Linked DNA regions of Homo sapiens: regions 1, 2 and 4 are each linked to region 3. A link is a contact called in ENCODE Hi-C or POLR2A ChIA-PET data. All regions are on one chromosome and are shown on one strand. Each heading gives the region's core, a stretch centred on a gene start or an enhancer-like site at or near the end of the contact. The rest is flanking DNA. Distances are from core to core; before and after follow the strand shown. Region 1 overlaps PALD1 (phosphatase domain containing paladin 1). Region 2 holds the start of SAR1A (secretion associated Ras related GTPase 1A). Region 3 holds the start of P4HA1 (prolyl 4-hydroxylase subunit alpha 1). Region 4 holds the start of VDAC2 (voltage dependent anion channel 2).

Region 1 (2,700 bases), core at 93-2,592, 2.6 Mb before region 3:
TAAACAGGAAGAGGGAGAAACTTAAAAATATTTTTCTTCCTCTCCCGTGGCCTGGCATTTTCTCCCTGCTCCTCCCTCTGCCACTGGAGGTTTGAGGTGGTGGAGTGCTTGCTCCCCTGCCCGAAGCTGCCCGGGGGCCTGGAGAGCCACAGCTGGCAGGTGCAGGTTCATTCTTGTGGGTTTTGTTTTGCCTGATGGGCTGGTGTGAGCCTAGGCATTCAGGGCCAGACGGCCTGAGTTTGAATCTTTGCTCCACTGTTTCTTTGCTGTGGGTTCTAGGCCAAGTCACTCAGCCTCCTGATGCATCAGAATGGCCACAATCTGTAGCTGCAGGGCTATTTGGAGAAATGATATGGCAGTGACTCTTTGTCACGCTCCAGCTGTGACACTCAGGTGGATCTGTACAGGGGTTTTCTCAGTTAGTCCTCATGGCCTCAGAGGTGGGTGTGGGCATGGACTTCACTGACAGGTGTTGAAGCATAGAGAGGTGGAGCTTCAGTCAGGGGCATCAGGCTGGTCGTGGTGGAGCTAAGGCTCGAGCCCACACAGTCTGCATTCAACGCCCTGCTTGCTCATTGGTCTGGTGTGTGGTACCTTGGCACGTGGTACTATTGGAACTGTGAACTTCTTTCTTAGTTTGGGGTTGGTGGGGTGAGCTTTGCACCCCAGATGTCCCAGAGCAGTACCCACCCTGTTGCTCAGGTGCCTCCACATGGTGCCTCCTCCCTGCAGCCCCACTAGGTGGACACAGGCCGTGGTCGTGCTTCTCTCCCATTGCCACAGCTGGGCAGCACATCACACCCCGCAGAGCAACACCTAAGATCCTGGCATGGTCCCCAGGGACTGGGGTTCGGCCTACCCCACCTCATCCTATATTCTGGCCTCACAAGCACCTTAATTCTTCCCACAATACTATACAGGAGGCACCTCTCTCTATGCTGCTCCCTCTGTGCAGAGTGTGCTTCCTCCCCCTTCCGGTCTATCAAATGTTGCTCATCCTTTAAGTCCCAGCTCTGTTCCTTTTTCGGGAAGCCTTCCCAGAGTTCCCGACCATTAGTTAACGTCTTCCGCCACTGTGCAGCTCGGTATAATGGGAAAGGTGCTGGAGTCCCTGCGCTTCTGTCAGCCTCTCTGTGCCTCAGTTTCCTCATCTGTGGATTGGGGATTATAGGGGTGGGGGAAGGAGAAAGCTTGGACTCTCTTGCTCTGGTCCGTGTGGAGTTGGCTGGAGCCGGTGCAATATGGCCCTCTTAGGGTTAAGTTCCTCCCATGCCAGGGGCGGAAGTGAAGAGGACAATGTGTGAAATGAAGTCACTTCCCTGCCGGGGGTCTGCCGTGTGCCTGGCCTTCTGCAGTAAATCCTGTTTCCTCCTTGGCCTCTGTATGCCCACCCATTCCTGGCTCCCATGACCCCACAGGCCACCAGCAGGTGGGGGCTCCTGATGGAATGTTGGCCTGTCTTTCATCCGGCAAGGTCACTTCCTGTCTGGATAAGCCATCCCACCTTTCCTGCCACTGAGGGAGGCTACATGAGGTCAAGTGCAATGCCCAGCCTGCTCCTTTTACTCCTGGGGATGCTGAGGCCCAGGGAGGGGAGAGAACTTCCTGGGGTCAGGCCTCCAGACCACACTCCAATTGTGGGGAGGACTGTGTGGGCCAGGGTGCCTCCTGTGGTTGTTTCTGGGGAAAACCAGGCCTCACAGGCCTGCTGCATGAGGTGAGGAAGTTTCTCGGCCTCCCTGGGCCTCCATGGAACCTGGGGGAACCTGAGTGTAAGAACCATCCTGAGAACTAACCTGGTCTGGCCAGGACATCATGGCCTTATTTAACCTTCACTGCCCTGCAGGAGAGCGAGGCTCAGAGAGGCCAAGCCATGGGCCTCTGGTGAGGGACAGCGCTGGCGTCTACGCAGCTCCTTCTTACCCCACTGGCCAGTTTTCCCATGAGAAGGTGTTGAGCGTTCCAGCAGTGGCACCTCGGGAGCGTCCTCACCCCGTGGGGTCAGGGTCCCTTGGGCTGTGAAGCTGTTGCAGAACCATGGTTGCTGGTGTCAGTGGCCACTGTGTAGTTCTTTTTTGTCTTTCTTTTTTTTCTAAATAGTGTATGTTTACTGTAGGGAAATGAGAGAAAATAAAGATATCCAGGAAGATGAGAAAAATCATCTGAGATCCCATTTTTCAGAGATAAGTACGGTTCACCATTGATGTTTTGAGATTTGTCCTTCCAGACATTTTTACTCTGTGTGTGTGTGTGTGTGTGTGCGTGCGTGCATGCATACCTGTGTTCATGCACATTTGTATACAAGAGGCCTCCCCCTTTTTAATGGAACAAAACTCTAAAATCCTGTAGTGTCTTTTTTTTTTTAAACTAGACATATAGTAGATATTTTTCTACATCAGTAAATAAGCTGCTATTTCATTCGAAGTTTGACATCCATAAAAGAGCCAAGGACAGTGGCTCATGCCTGTAATCCCAGTGCCCTGGGAGACTGAGGCAGGAGCATTAGTTGAGGCCAGGAGTTCGAGACCAACCTGGGCAACATAGTGAGACCCTCATCTCTACAAAAAATACAGACTCCTGTATCCCATCACCACACCCTCTTCCTGCTCTCAACAGGACTTCTTGCCTGACTTCCAACATTATAGACTAGTTTTGCCTGTTTTTGAGTTTTAGATAAATGGAATCATGTAGTATTTGCTT
Region 2 (2,700 bases), core at 95-2,594, 2.9 Mb before region 3:
TAGTGCCAGGGCTTAAACCCTCATCTCTAACACCAAAGCCTAAGCTCTTCCTGTTAACAGTACATAAAATTCAAACCCAAACCACAAAATTGCTGGGGAAAAAAAAAAAAACTAAAACTTCTTTAACCCACCAACTACACAGAGGATGATCTTCCGAAGTTCTCTTCCTTACAACTCATCACATCTTTTGAATGGTATTTTAATAACTAGCATTCTATTTATTTTCTATTCTTGGTCCATTGTACCACCTTACGAGAAGTTAAGAGTAATCTAAAATTTAAGGTAGGTCTCTAAACTATCAACAAAACACTATTAATGTACCTAAAATGAAAACTTGCGAATTCCAGGGCTAAATGATTCAAACAAATGTTAATAGAAAAGGAGGGCACCAATCTGACCATTAGCCAATTTAAAAATTTACGCATTACTTGTTATACATAATCAGGGCAACTTTAAGACGCCATTCCAGGCAGATTTGGGGTAGTAGGCGGCTGGCTTTTAGCTAACTCTGCTTAGCTGCGGGGTAAATGTCAAAGGTCAGCCCCATGGCGAATCTCCCTAAGCCCCCTGTCGCAACCGAAGCCGATGGAATCAACAAGACAAAGATGCTCCTGACCCACTGGCTAGAATCGTGAAGAAAACGCTAATCCATGTCAAATGCACATAAGGAAATTTTTCCATGCAGAGACCAGACAGGGGAAAAGGGGAAGGGAGAAGGAGAAAATACAGGGTTCGACCCGGGCCATCGGAAGACAACCAAGCGCTGACTTGGGGGTAAGCCCTGGACTAGGGGCCTGTAGACCAGGTTCGAGCGCTCACACTCGCTAACTGCGGAGCCTTGGCCAGCCTCAGTCTCCGAGTCTACAAAACAAGGATAATCATAAAGGGCTCCCACCCGCCTCACCGAGGGCTGTGAGGCTCTTCCGAGACAGAGGACATGGAGCCATTTCGTAAACCGGAGCGCACGGTACAGACAAGAAACTGTTATCCGGCCCAGCAGCTGCGAGACCCCCGAGCGGAATGCAAGTGGACCCCAGGCAAAGAGGACAGCAGGGGACGGAGCAGATCTGGCCAAGTTGTCCCGTCCCCGCCCAGAATCAGCCCCGCGGCCCCACAGAACCGCCTGCGTGTCACTTCCCCCCCACCCAACCCCGCCAGGGCCAGCCTCCGCTCCGACCTCCCCGCCTTCCGTCCCAGCCCCTCGAGCCCCAACTCCCCTCCCCGACGCGACCCTCAGACTCACGGCCTGAGGGGCTCCTCCGGCAAAACAGCGGCTGGCTCGGACCCTCCCTCAGAGCACACTAACCAGCAGCACCCGGGACCGCCAGCTACTCGCCGGATGTACGTCACACCCCTCCCCGGGACTTCCGGGCGCGTAATGGGCCCCGCCCCCTCACAGCGTTACGCCTCTCTGCCCCGGTGCCGTCCCACCAGCGACTCGGGCCGCGGAGGGGCGGGCATAAGGCGTGACAAAGCGCGCTCGGGGTCTGGCCCCGCCTCGGCCCCGCCTGCTCCCGTCTGGCTAGCTGACCGCGCGAGACGTGGCAGCGCCGGAACCCTGGGTCCGGGGCTGGGTCCTGGAGTCCCTGAGCGGCCTGGTACACTCGGGATCGCGGCTTCCCATTCCAGACGCACCAGGAAAGTCAGAAGTGGGTACCGACGGTGACATAGGTCCTGGGAAAGATGAGTTGACCTTGGGGCCCTCCACTTGAGGTGGATCCCTCCAAGCTTTTGCTTTTTTTCTTCCTTGCTTTTTTTTTTTTTTTTTTTTTTTTTGAGGCGGAGTCTCACTTTGTCGCCCAGGCTGGAGTGCAGTGGCGCGATCTCGGCTCACTGCAACCTCCACCTCCCGGATTCAAGCGATTCTCATACCTCGGCCTCCCGAGTAGCTGGAACTACAGGCGCATGTCACCACACCTGGCTAATTTTTTTGTATTTTTACAGAGACAGGTTTCACCGTGTTGGCCAGGCTGGTCTCGAACTTCTGACCTCAAGTGATCCGCTGGCCTCGGCCTTCCAAAATGCTGGGATGAGAGGCGTGAGCCACCGCGCCCAGCTGCTTTTGCTTTGAGTCGCACTTCCTTGCCCTGGGGTGGCCTATGTTTTAGAAAAACAGAAAAACAGCTAATATTTATTGTGCACTTATGTTCCAGGCAGAGCACTGGGTACTTTGCACGCTTTGTCTAATTTCACCGTCATTGGAGTCCTGTGACTCCAGATGCTAGTATTATCCTTATTGACAAATGAGAGAGCAATGTTCAGAATAACCTACCATGCCCAAGTTCACACAGCTAAGTGGCAAAGCAACGTGTTCACCCCAGTATATTTCGCATGCATTTTCTCATTTAATTCTCAGGACAGTCCCACGAGATTGGTACTATTATTACTCTCATTTTACAAATAAAACAGTCTAATGGAAAGATGAATGACGTCTGTGGGTTCATGAAGATCTCAATTCTCCTTTAGTAAAATTTAAATTTAACATAATCCCAATAAAAGTACTAATAGGATTAATAGGTCGTGTGTGGTTTCGTTCTTTTTTTTTAATTACCCTATTTGTTCCTAAAATTCGTATAGAAAACCAAACAAAACTAGTCCAGAAACAGGCTTTCAAAATGAAGAACAAGGAGGTGGGAACTAACCCTGTTGGATATTAAAACATATTATAGAGCCTAAGTTATTAAAACTGGTGTGCGTGCA
Region 3 (2,700 bases), core at 124-2,623:
AAGGGGAAATACGTTTCTAACCAGAACTTTAAAAAAAAAAAAAAAAAAGAGTAAAAAATTGATGAAAGAACGCTGCTGCCACGTCTTTGCCCCTCCCCCCTTCACGTAGTGGCTATTTCATCCCCTCCGAGTGCATTCCAAGCGAAAGTCCGAGAACCACTGCTCTCGGAGAAACCAGAAACAGTTAAGTGGAAATTGGCAAGTCTCTTTGGCCTTTTAGATCAATTCCTAAAAGAGGATCTAGCTGCTTCTTCAACCCTTTCTTAAAGAAAACAGTGCAAAATTCCAAGAGTCTTCACTCTATCCGGAACGCGTAAGATGTTAGTGTCTAAACATTGAATTTGTATGTAACAGAGTCGATTATTTAGGAGAAAGAGTCTCACAGTTATCATACCATCCTTCCTCCCCATTGAAACATACATCCGGGGGCCAGCCATGTAATCCAACTCAAAATCCTCACACAACCATGGAATTTGTTGGACTGATGTGGACTTTTAAAAGCTGCAAATTCTCGGCAGAGAGAGACAGAGAGACAGAGATTGAGAGAAGAGCTCTTGTCTCTTTTTAAAAAAAGTTATGGGGAAGAAGAGGGAAGGAAGCTTCCCTGACGACGAGGTGACCTGAGAGCCTACTTCCTCGGCGCTACGAGCAGAAAGCTCGGCGCCCCGGGCTACGTCTGGCAGCTAATGCTGCACCGCTGCGCGCAACAGATGAGTTCAGCCGGAACTTTCTGGGGAGGTCCCCCCAGCTCCCGGCGACTTTCGATAGGGCAAAAATGCCTGGCGCGCTGCGGATCCAGCTCCAAGCCTTAAAATCCGCTCTCCACCGCCACATGCGAACCATCTGCGGCTGTGGCGGCCAAAAGCCCACGCCCCGCGCTTGCGTTCCCCTTAGCCTCGTTAGGGAGGACCAGGTGCAGGGGAACTTGGAAAAAAAAAAAAGCAACAGAGTGATTCCTCCCCGGGAAGGAAAATTCAAGAAAGTCCTGGTCCCTAGGGCGGGGACTGAGGCTGCAGCAGCCCCAGCGGTCCGAGGCGCACTAGGGACAGAGGTGGGAAGGGGGGCACGAAGGAGCGCGGGCGCCGGGAGTCGCGTGGCGCAGGGAGAGGGGCCGAGTCTCCCGAGGGGAAGGAACCGAGGCTGCTGTGGTAACCTGGGGAACCCCCGCCCCAGAAGTACCACCACAGCGGGAAGGAATGGATCGCCGCAGCCGTCCGAGAAGGTCCACGGCTGCCCAGTGGCCTCAGTCTCCGGGATCGAGGGAGCGTCTCACCTGGAAAGTGGGACGAGAGGGCGGCGCGCTCTTCAGCCCCCAGTCGCCTCCACTCGGAGCGGCTACTTCCTACCCTCAGCCCGCTGGCGGCGCGACTGGGCAGCAGAGGGAGCCCGTTAGCCCTTTTATAACCTCTAGGCCGCGATGGCAGCGCCAGGGAGGAGGCGACTGCAGCCCTCGCTACGTGAGCTCGATCACACCAGCGCCCCGGCGACTGCGCAGGCGCCAAGCCCGTGCCTCCCTGCTGCCCCCACCCGTGGCCGGCCCGTGGAGTCTGAGGCCGAGAGGAGTGGCTGGGACCGGCCGCCGTGGTGTGGGTAAGCGGGAGTGGGATGTAACGCGCCTGCGCAGGGTTCTCGCCCCGCCACCGTTACCGTGGTTACCACGGGGTTTCCCCCGCTCCTGTTCAGTTTGCCTCCTTGATTTCAGGGTCCGCGTCAGGCCTAAGCGACGAGGCCGCCGGCAATAAAGTATCTTAAAAATGAGAAGAGGAACGTGGGAGTGTAGAAAATAAAGCAGAATTTTTCTAGGGTGGAAAATAATAGAGATTCAGTCTTGGTATCTCAGCTGTCTTGTTCCTCTCACATCTCAGCACTCATTTTATACTAATCGTGCTCTATCTCCTACCTTTATACCTTATCAGTAGATAATAGACTAAGAGCTCCAGGGTCAGGTTATCTCAATTCAAATCCTGCCTCAATCCTGTGTGTAACACTAGGCATTAACAACCTCTCCGTATCCGTTTACTCATCTGTAAAATAGAAATGACGGTACTACCCATCTTGTAAGATTCTTGTGAGAATAAAATGAGATAATGTATGTAAAGCACTTAACACATGCCTCACACACAGAAATGACTTAGTAAATATTAGATTCTCCAGTAACATTAATTTATATAAGGCACCCAATGTTGCGTTTGATCTTAGTCTAACATTTGCCTTAGTTATAAAGTAACCCCAAACCAAGGGTTTCTTTATATCTCCCTGTACTATGAGGGAGAATACAATGAAGAAGATAATTTTTTCCTTGTCAGTTAAAGAGAAAAATGAGTTGCTAAGACTTGTTATTCATTAAGAATTGTGGTTTCTAAAGTTTTCCATGTATGCTAAAAAGTATAGCAATAATTAACATTTGACTTACGCAGGAGGTGAGTGATTATATAGCTACAGAAAGAGAGAGAGGGTACTCTGGGAGCACTAGGCAACTAAAAAGTAGATATAATGATGTCTAAATCAATGGTTCTGAAAGCGTAGTCAGGGAATCCATAAGGTCAAAATTATTTTCATACTAAGACTTTATTTTCATACTAAGACTTACTGCCTTTTTCACTCTAATAACAATACAGTGAGGTCTTCCAGAGACTACATGCCTGTGATACAGATGGAACGCAGACACAGATATGAGAATCTTCTATTAGCCCAGACACT
Region 4 (2,700 bases), core at 151-2,650, 2.1 Mb after region 3:
ACCTGTTTGGGGATTTTTGTTTTGAGACAGGGTCTTACTCCAGCGGGCAGGCTGGAGTGCAGTAGTGGCACCATCTAAGCTTACTACAGCCTCAACCTCCCAGGCTCAAGCGATCCTCCCTCCTCAGCCTCCCAATTAGCTGGGACTACAGGCGCCAGCCACCACGCCCGGCTATTTTTTTTTTTTTTTTTTTTTTTTTTGGTAGAGGCAGGGTATTACTATGCCTAGGCTGGTCCGGAACTCCTGAGCTCAGGCGATCCGCCCACCTCGGCATCCAAAAGTGCTGGTATTACAGGTGTGAGCCACCGCGCCCAGCCTGTTTGGGGATCTGGCTAGCATCTGTTTCTCTCCTGATTTCTTGGAAGGTCAGATAAAGATCCTAGCTTTGGCGTGGTAGTGTGAAACTTCAGCATGAGTAACCCCATTTTGGTTTGGTCTGATGGGCCTAATGCAGGAGGTCAGTCTAAACTAACGGTCTCCCATATACATTTTATCTAATAGCTCTGTCACCCTTCCTGCACACCCGGGGAACTCGGGTGCGGCATTCTAACGCCTGCTCAGCATGATTCCACATTTTCTCCAGGCCCATAATCCAGAGGAGGTTGGGCCCGGAGCAGGCTTGCCTCGCCAAGCTCCGGCTCCGTGCGTGTGTGAAGCAGTGCCATGCCTGAGTGGGGAGGAGCCGCGGAAGAGAAAGCGTAAGGCGGCGTGGAAATGGGTGGGGCACGCTAGGACCCGCTCACATTTGTTCAGGGAGAGGCAGTCCCAAAAAGCCTCTCAGGCACACAACCCAGCACAGCAAGGCAGTCACACCAAGGTGGGAAAAGAGGGCAGAAGAGCGCGAGGGGCTGGAGGTGGCGCCCCTGTGTCCCACTCGTTCTCCCTGGGCTGGGAAAGAGAAGCGGTCCCTCAGAAGCGCAGGCTGCGCTAGCTTAGGATGGACGTGGGTAACGCTCAGCTGACTCCCCGCAGGCACCCTATGCAGGGCTTTGTTTCGGGGGGGAACCCGCACCAGCGCGTAAGGGGAGTAGGAGAGATCTACGTGACCCTGGTGCGCAGCCGCGCCCTATCGCCCCGGCCACGCGCCGACGCCCCGCCCCGTCCGTGACGCGTTCGCGCGGGGCCTCCGCCCCATCCCCCTCCCAGGCGGTCCCCAGCGCGCTGCCTCCGCCGTTCCCCGCCCCCTCGCCTCTGAGGCTGCCCGGATAGCTGCCTGATCCAAGGCCCAGCAGCTTCTGCCTTCCGGATCCCCACCGACGGACGGAGGCAGCCCACCTGCAGGACCGGGGCGCTGTCGGTCCACGTGGCCGCTCTGGAGCAGGTTGGAGTTGGCAGCGGGCTGCGCTGCAGGGACAGGCGCGGCGGACAGCCCCGGGGGCAGCGGCGGGGTCCTGTCTGGGAGAGGACAGGGTTGCGGCGGGCGGAACGGTGTCTCCTTCACTTCGCCCTCCAGCTGCTGGAGCTGCAGCCCGACCGCGAGCGTGCCAAGCGGCTTCAGCAGCTAGCGGAGCGGTGGCGGCGGCCCCCCTCAGGACACCACCAGGTACCGCCGCGCCCGCCTCACGCCGACCCAGGGGCCTAGGCCGCGGCGGCCAAGCCGGAGGCCCGCGCCGGACTCGGAGTCGGCCCTGGCTTCCTAAGATGGCCGCGCTGCCCCGCGGCCCCTCGCCCCTCTCTGCCCGGGATCTCCCTTTGGCCCTTTGACCCCAGCTTACCGCACTTCTTGTCCCTCCCGCAGATTCCCCTCTTCCCGCGGCCTCGCCATGGCGACCCACGGACAGACTTGCGCGCGTCGTAAGTAAAGCTGGGATCTCTGCGGGATGGGGCGGCGGAGAGTCGAAGCCTGTCGACCAGAAACCCAGTTTGTTTCCCCCTATCTTTCCAAGAACTTGGAAATTCGGCTGCTTTTGGTGGTCGCCCCACCGTCTGACCACCTCCTCTGCGGAGGAGGGGCTGGGCTGCTGGATTTCAAATGGGGAACAAGGCCCGGGGAGTTGGTCTGTGGCCGCATGGACTTTTCAGCCTTTGTACATGTCTTTGACGTATAGAAGTAAAAAGTTGTTAATTGGGGATTCTGCCTTTGGAGGATCGGATCAATCACTTTTCTAGAGGAAGTAGCAGTCCCTCTTGTGAGAGCGCAAGGTCATTACTTGTGCTCCTAAGGGCGTGGACGTGCTTTGTGGAATGAATGAGCTGGTGTAATGAGCTCAGATTGCCTGCCCTTAAGCAGCACAGCATTGGCCGAGGACTTGAGAGTCACATTAGTAAGTTTGAAGCGCTATTTGATATTTAGTTGATGTAGACATTTGAGTGAAACACACATGGCAGTATTTTTTCCAAGTTTCAATATTTAAATTCCCAGTATTAAATTCTCTTCCCACTCCAGGGTGTTGGTTTTCCCCTCAGCGAAGATATTAAAGGACGTATCAGGGTAAAGGGCCTAGTCTTAGGTTTCGGTTTTATCTAATTTAGTTAAATCAGCTCATCTCAGTGAATTTTGGCAGATACATAAATATCCATACACACAAATACTTGTTTGATTCTTTGTACTTGTCCAGTCCTAGGAAGTGAGGCTGTAGGTAATAGACTGTTTTTCCGTTTTGAAACGAATTCCCCAAGTTTGTATAATCATGGTTATCTGTTTTAGAAATAATTCGTTGGTGGTATCTCCTTTATGGGTCGTTATAGTTCTATTGTAGC

The links. Hi-C counts contacts between places; a loop is a spot of excess contacts on that map. ChIA-PET counts read pairs that join two places held with the same protein, here RNA polymerase II (POLR2A). Pooled maps may share reads with other maps.
Region 1: a loop to region 3 is called in a map with no recorded cell type, with 8 times the contacts of the local background. The contact joins the enhancer-like site here to the promoter of P4HA1 in region 3. A Hi-C loop is called at or near these places in 1 of 37 single-sample maps with no recorded cell type and 2 of 50 pooled maps. POLR2A ChIA-PET finds 5 or more read pairs at or near these places in 1 of 52 experiments (PC-9).
Region 2: a map of PC-3 shows a loop between it and region 3 (11-fold over the local background). The contact joins the promoter of SAR1A here to the promoter of P4HA1 in region 3. A Hi-C loop is called at or near these places in 1 of 168 maps with a recorded cell type or tissue (PC-3) and 6 of 50 pooled maps. POLR2A ChIA-PET finds 5 or more read pairs at or near these places in 2 of 52 experiments (PC-3 and activated B cell).
Region 4: a loop to region 3 is called in a pooled map, with 7 times the contacts of the local background. The contact joins the promoter of VDAC2 here to the promoter of P4HA1 in region 3. A Hi-C loop is called at or near these places in 6 of 50 pooled maps. POLR2A ChIA-PET finds 5 or more read pairs at or near these places in 6 of 52 experiments (CD4-positive, alpha-beta memory T cell, PC-3, WTC11 and 3 more).

The regions. Positions count from the first base shown.
Region 1 is chr10:70,499,575-70,502,274 of GRCh38, forward strand. All of the region lies in intron 1 of PALD1 (phosphatase domain containing paladin 1), which reads left to right. Among named protein-coding and RNA genes, the nearest start is that of PALD1, 22 kb to the left of the region's middle. RefSeq lists enhancers at 1-126, 127-886. Within about 2 kb of position 1,343, at least 8 of the 41 ENCODE cell types and tissues checked have a DNase peak (open chromatin) inside an H3K27ac peak, as active enhancers do.
Region 2 is chr10:70,169,170-70,171,869 of GRCh38, forward strand. SAR1A (secretion associated Ras related GTPase 1A) reads right to left here and starts at 1,345. Exons shown (of 7, transcript NM_020150.5): 1 at 1,244-1,345. RefSeq lists enhancers at 311-969, 970-1,626, 1,760-1,839 and a silencer at 1,270-1,629.
Region 3 is chr10:73,095,493-73,098,192 of GRCh38, forward strand. P4HA1 (prolyl 4-hydroxylase subunit alpha 1) reads right to left here and starts at 1,374. Exons shown (of 15, transcript NM_001017962.3): 1 at 1,274-1,374. RefSeq lists enhancers at 755-1,510, 1,755-1,824 and a silencer at 1,395-1,724.
Region 4 is chr10:75,209,396-75,212,095 of GRCh38, forward strand. VDAC2 (voltage dependent anion channel 2) reads left to right here and starts at 1,401. Exons shown (of 10, transcript NM_001391963.1): 1 at 1,401-1,543; 2 at 1,739-1,794. The coding sequence starts at 1,764. RefSeq lists enhancers at 724-1,305, 1,036-1,330 and silencers at 975-1,284, 1,305-1,674.